2 separate regions of the Mus musculus genome follow, and region 1 is linked to region 2. Evidence: chromatin contacts called from ENCODE Hi-C or POLR2A ChIA-PET data. All regions are on one chromosome and are shown on one strand. The core of a region is the stretch at or near the end of the contact, and the rest is flanking DNA. Distances in the headings are between cores, read along the strand shown.

Region 1 (3,453 bases), core at 427-2,926, 440 kb before region 2:
CTCAGAAAAAATTCTTGTCCCCACAGCACCTTTTGTAAAAGTCTCTAATCTCCTAGGTATGAACATTTAAAGTGCTTCTCAGCTCTTGAGGCTCGGGGTTTATGGAGTGTTTATGTCCACACTGCCTCTTTAGTAAGCGCTGCTGTTAACTGTGCCCAGGGAGAGGACCATTCAAGCTGAGGCTGGAGGCTCTTCAGCATTTGTCAAGGAAAGCCAAGGCCCTCTTTAAGAGCCACGTTATCTGAAGAAACCTTGCTGCTAATTTTCACCCAAGATGTCAAACCAACGTGTGTTTTATGTGGCTTTAAGTATTAGAGTCTGAGATGTCTTGCCCAATAAACTTTTAAGTTTGTCATTCAGACTTCGAAATCATGTGAATCCTATATCGAACTAGTTTCTTTGGCCATGTAGGGATGTGCGAACTGGAGAAGGGTGGCCAGAAACGATGTTTATAGCATATGTGGTCACTATGCCTACAATTGAAATAATACTTTTAAAGGTAATCGGGGGCGAATTCCTATAAATTCTGAGGTCTGATTGACTGGGACTCAGCCAGTGCGGGTAGAGGTTTTTAATATCAGACTTAGCGGCCCCAGTGTGAAATCTCTGGCACTTATTTATTTTTTAAAACCTAAGCCTACCTGTGTTTGCTCATCCTCTTTAAAAGGAAACTAGGGTGACTGGTCCTATTGATACTATCTATGATCATTTCCAAAGCAGAACGAGTTGTGCCCCCCCCCCACAACATTCCGCCCTTTATGCCACCCCGACCCTTAAAATATCCACTTTTTTTTATCCTGTATACTTTTCCGAGCCTTCCTCCATCCCAGTCTGGGGAGTGCTCCCGGCCGCTGGGAGAACTCCATCATCTGTGTCAGTGAAATGGAAAAAAAAAAAAAAAAAAAAAAAAGACCTGCGTCCTGGAAGAGCAAGTGTGAGCCGGGCGCCGCGGTGCACAACGCCCGCAGATGGCTCGCGGCGGCCGGGGCGCGGCGATCCAGGCGCCCCAAGCAGTGGCAGGGCGGGGTGGGGGCCGGGGCTGGTGGCCCGGGCGGGGGAGCGCTGGGCCCCCCTCTCCTCCTCTCTCCCCAGCCCCTCACCCCCACCCCTTTTATATATATGTATATTTTTTTCCTCACAAGTTCTCTTGCCTCGCTATCCCCCCTTGAATCCGAAGGCGCCTCGCGATTGGGTGCTGGGACCGGGTACGTCAGTGGGACTGTGACGTGCAGTCTTCCTGTTTCCTTCAGCTGTGTCTTAAAGTAAATCTTGTTGTGGAGCGGAGCCCTCAGCTGAGAGAGCGCTGGGAAAGCGACGGCCACTGCAGCCGGGGAAGCCGCGCGGCGCACACAAGCCTCTCCGCCGTGCCCGCTGCTCCTCGGGCCACCGCTCCGCGCTCCAGCCCTCGCCGCCTTCTCCGCTCTCTCTCCCCTTCTTTCCCCGGGCTCCCGGCTCTGCCCTGCGCGCCTCTCCCCTCCCCTCCCTCCTTTCTCCCCTCGCCTCTCAGCACTCGCCCAGATCACTCGCTCCCGCACAGACTCACCGACCCCTGGGCCAATTATCACCAGTAAGACATCACCGCGTGCGCGCGTGGGTTTCTTCTCTGCCCGCAAGAGAAGAAGAGAGGGGGAGAGAGAGAGAGAGTGAAAAGAAAGAGAGAGAGAAAGAGAGAGAGTGGCTGCGCCCCGCTGCTGCCCGCACCGCGTAAGTATCTTCACCCGGTTGCTGTCCCCTCCCCTTTTCCAGAATCGCTCGCACTGGCTCGTTCTTGAATGGGAAAGAGAGAGAAGAGCCTCCCGTTACTCACACCCGTGTAAACATTCTTTTTCCAAGGGGGAAAATGGTGTTATTTACATGAATCGTGATCAAATAGCCTCTAAAAACAGTTTTCTAAGCAGGAGGCTCAGTGGAACTCCGAGCTCCGCTCCTCCCAGTAAACGAAGAGTAAGTGACCTGCTTGGCTTTTATTTCTTTCTCGCGCCTGCCGGTGACTGGGATGATGGTGGCGATGGGGGGAGGCTGGTGTTGCTGGACTTGTCGCTGATCTTGTCACCTTTTGTGTACTGTGTCTGGGATGCGCTGAGGCTCTGGCTTTCTTTTATTTTGTATTATTTTTATTTCTTTATTTTTCTTGCACTCTTTTCAGGGGAGGGGGCCGCGAGGGGGATGAGTCCCTTTTGGTTGTTGTTCTTCTAGATTTTTTTTTTCTTGCAATCTTCCCAGCTTCTTCTTTTTCTTCTCCGGGAGTTGAAACTCCAGGGCCTGTCCCCGAGTCCTTCTCCCTTTGTCTTGTTTATTCTAGCTGCCTTTCTTCCCGGCTTTCCCTATTTGCTTGCTGTTTGCATACCTTTCACTTCTCCTTTTTTAACCCGGGGCAGAGGGCCGGCCGTGGGGAAGAGGGCGGGGAGGAGGGGGCGCCCGGTGACTTTCCTCTGTGTGCTCAGCGCCGGGAGCTTGCACCCAGCTCTGCAACAGAGGAGAGACGAGTTGGGGGACGGTCCGGTACGGAGGAGCGAGCGCGGTGCCAGTCCACCCAGTCTGCTTGCGCCGCGCTGGGAAGCACTGAGTAGGGGGAGTTTGCCCGAGAGCCTCAGGGGTCGCTAGTGGGGCGACCTGGACGCCGCACCGAAGAGGGCCGGCCCGGGGTCGGGTTGTGCTTGGGCCGCCCATAGACGAGAAGAAGCTCCCAGCCATTACTGGCACGCTTGGGTGGTGGGCAGCTGCGCCCTGGCCTCGCTGAGTGCCGCTACTCTGCTGCCCCAGTTCCTAGGACTGGGGAGGGAGGAGAAGAGCCCAGCAGAGTGGAGAGGTGAGAGTGATTGTTGCTGAGAAGAAGGACGAGGAGGGCGGGAGGAAGGGGGAGAGCTGCTATCTTGCCTGAACAGACAAGGGGAAGAGACGGGGAGGGGGGCGGTAGACCTCACCCAAAGTCCAGCTGAGCAAGTTGTCGTTGCCTTTGCTGCGCCAGCCGGTTAGTCCTGCTAAACTGAGCGCCTATGCAGAGAGCGATGGGGGCCGGGGGAGAGCAGCGAGCCACACTCAGACTCTCCCACCCCTGCCTAGCTTCTTGGGAAGTTGAGTCTTCCTGGCGGCTCAGAGCAGAAGCCGAAGGAGGGGCTGAGAGACAGTCTTAAGTAGCCCAAGGTTGCTGGTTGGAGCGCGAAACGCTGTTCTTGGCAGCCCAGAGCCCTTCTCTGCCTCGGGGAAGGCTGGAACCGCACCTGCTTGCTTCTATTTTTCCTAGAAGATCTGTGTTGTCTCCTTAAGCTAATGAAAACAGAACAAGCCCAGGGTGGCCTCCTCTCTCAGAGTCTCCCTCTTGTTCTCCCTTTCCGAGTTCTGCCTGCTTTTTTACCACCCCCTTCCCATGCCCCTCTGTTAAAAAAAAAAAAAAAAAATCATTTCCTCTCCTAAACCAGTCAGGCAAAAGTCTGTTAACAGAACGCACATGGA
Region 2 (3,008 bases), core at 345-2,844:
GGTAAATTAACGACAATTAAACACCTGTCACCCTACAGAACCCTGTGGGAAACACATCAGGGGAGGGAACATGTCCAAGGGAACGCTTTTGATCCTTGGAAGCTACTCCTGGTCACGGGAAGTGGGTAAAAGACTTCCGGTTTCGTTTCTGCTGGGGTGGGGGCTAACTATGCCAGCAACATTGCACCAACCTGCCCATACATGCCCAGCCAGCCACCAGGTCGCTCTCCAAGACTTTCTGCACGCCCCTCTCCGCGCCCCTCACTTTGCCCAAGCTGTTCCCTCCTCTGGAATGCGGTCCCTCAACCACTCCTAAGTTGAGCATCATTCCCTCAACGAAGGTAACCCCTTTCCTCCAGGGCCTGGCCTTCCCAAGAGTCTCAGAACCCCTCTCTCACAGCACATGTCCCCATCCGCCCACGGCTGCCTGCAGGGTGCTGCAGACTCTTGTAATGTGATCTCTTAGCACAGGGGAAGACTCACCACTGAGTTTGTTGAATTAATGAGGGAGGAAATCCATTTCAAGAAATTAACGCATTTTGGAAATTGACCATACATACACCCATTCAGCAGCAGTCTGAACTCGCCTAAGTAGGACCCAGCTAATCCGTGAACCAACTAAACTCAAGACCCCAATATCTCCTCAAACCAAAGGAAGAAGGGCAAAGCGGGATAGTGACAGCGCACATCAATTCCTCCCAGAAAAGATAGGAAAACCATTCCCAAAGATTTAAAACTAGATGTGGCGTCACGTGGGAAAGGGGCTGTTAACTCTCAGAACTTGCAAAGTTCGAGTTGGAGATTGGTCTGAGATGAAGGTATTTTTCCCTGCGCGCCTGTAAGGATCACCCAAGCCGGGGCCAAGAGACTCAGGAGTTTGGTATCAAGGCTGAGGTATTGGGGAGAGGGCACAAGAACCCCCTCACAAACCCAGTGCCCACAGAGGCACAGGACAAGCTTTGGGCTCTGCGCTCTGTTCCCCTGCTCGCAAACACAACAGGAGCTGGAGGCGATGTTTTGGCTGAATCCGAGTCCCAGACCGCGCTCCCCTTCCAGCTCAATCCCGGACGAGCGAGCACTGCTAGCGAAGAGAACCGGCGGCCGGCCACCTGGCGCCCCCACCGCGCATCCCGGCGTCCCCGGCGGCGAACGAAGTTGGCTCTGCCTGGAGTATCTGCTCCCGACCGGCTAGCTTACCTGCTTACATGGCCCGGGAGTGCCCCGGGTGCCGCACGTTGACCATCAGGGAGTCTGGGTCCCCACCACTGGCTTCCAGGAGCTGGCAGAGGAGGGGCGCAGGGAGGGTTACGCAGCGGCCGGCGCGCCGGGCGCACCGGGGAGGAGAAAGGGCCAAGAACCTAAGCACCGCCGTCCCACGCGAGGGGACCCGGGCGATCAGAGAGGTGGGGCGCAGAGAGGGACCGCCAGCGGCCACTTGGTACCAGATGCTCCACGAGGACCTGCCCTGTGGACGAGACGGCTGAGCCGAGGAGCGCAGCTAGCTGGCCGGGCCCGCGGCCGAGGCGCTGGGCAGCCGGGAGAAGTTGTGCAGAACTTGAGCCTCCGGAGAGCCCGAGCGCCAGGAAGCGCGAGCGGCCGGGGAGGGCGGAGGAAGGGGCCGGGTGGGAGGGGACGAGCAGGCGCCGCTGGCCGCGCTCCCCCGCCCCGGGCTCTGCTCCGCAGTGCTGGGGGCCAGGAGGCGGGGAGCGCGCGGGGCGCTCGCTGGGCGGGCCAGGAATGCGTCCGGGGAGGGCGCGCGCCAGCCTCGGGGACGCGCGCCCTGCGCTGAAAAGAGGAGCCCGGGCTCCCCCGCTGCGGGCGCACGGTCCCCAGGGACGTCACAGCGCTGGAATCCGAGGAATGCCAGGCTGCGGGAGCTCCTTCGGCCGGCCGGGCAGAAGTCGTGCACTTTTAATGGGCTAGCTTTGGAGCGCGTTTTCCCTACCAAGGTGTGGGACGGTGGACTAAAGGAAAGTGCCCGGAGTGAGATAGACTGGAAGTGGAGAGGGGGCGATGACCCAAATCAACCAAACTGTGTGACGCTTAGGAGGCGGAGGGGAAAGAGGAAAGGAAAAGACCGTCCCTCCAAGATTTCCGTGGGCAGCTAAGGGGTGGGACACTGGAGCTAGAACAGGCCATTTATTTGAGGGAGGTCTCCAAGCAGGATGCCCCCATGCCGCCACCGCCCAGGAGACACGGGACAAAGTAGGGTGGCCTCCTTGAGAAGGCAATCTAGAAGCTCTCCTCAGAATCCTAGGATCTCTGAGTAGTGAGTCTTAGCTCCGGTCCTCCCACCCCGCCCCCACGGCCAACCAGCCTTTGTGTGCTGGAAGTTGGAATATGTGGTTTTCCCGGTTTGTTCCATGCCACGGAGGGGGCCCCACCCCGCCTGGGTAGGCACTGGGAGGGAACTGCGTTAGCACTTTCGGAGGTGGGGTTACTGAGGCGCAGCCAGTGTAATGGAAAAGGCACTCGGCCGGGCAAGGAAACCTGTATTAGGCCCCGCGGAGTTGCTGGCCCAGTGGTTAACTCAGGAAGATCCCAGCCCCCTACCCCTGATCCTTGGGTTTAGTAATTGTGAAGTGAAAGGAGTTGCCTATATTTTTAAGGTGCTTTGCATGTCTTGGCATCTGTTCTCTTCCTGAAATCTTAAGACCAGTCCTTTCAAGGACCCTGAAGTCCTTGTCACCCAAAATATCATTAAATTACTTCACTGTACAGGCAAGGGACACAAAACTTCCAGGCCTTATCCTATCAAAATGGCTCATGCCAACTCTGGAGGCAGAGACAGGAAAAATCACAAGTTCGAGGCTGGCCTAGACTACATAGCAAGACCCTACCTCAAAACAAGAAAGAAAGATCTCTGTGCCCACAGAGCAAGTCTGTTAATAACTGGCTTCTGAGTGTTCTTCTACAGAACCAAGAAGAATAAAAGAGGACGGGGGGGGGGGGGCGTGGAGGGGGCAAAATGGGGTGGATGGAAAGCAAAGGAGGCTGAGTCTTTCAAA

Evidence for each region. Hi-C counts contacts between places; a loop is a spot of excess contacts on that map. ChIA-PET counts read pairs that join two places held with the same protein, here RNA polymerase II (POLR2A).
Region 1: a map of mouse embryonic stem cell shows a loop between it and region 2 (4-fold over the local background). The contact joins the promoter of Prox1os here to the promoter of Ptpn14 in region 2. A Hi-C loop is called at or near these places in 2 of 37 maps with a recorded cell type or tissue (ES-E14 and mouse embryonic stem cell). POLR2A ChIA-PET finds 5 or more read pairs at or near these places in 1 of 5 experiments (embryonic stem cell).

What each region holds. Positions count from the first base shown.
Region 1 is chr1:190,168,519-190,171,971 of GRCm38, reverse strand. Prox1os (prospero homeobox 1, opposite strand) reads right to left here and starts at 1,676. Exons shown (of 2, transcript NR_151620.1): 1 at 1,544-1,676. It overlaps Prox1 (prospero homeobox 1), which reads left to right and starts at 1,145. Exons shown (of 5, transcript NM_008937.3): 1 at 1,145-1,704.
Region 2 is chr1:189,726,854-189,729,861 of GRCm38, reverse strand. Ptpn14 (protein tyrosine phosphatase, non-receptor type 14) reads right to left here and starts at 1,594. Exons shown (of 19, transcript NM_008976.2): 1 at 1,198-1,594.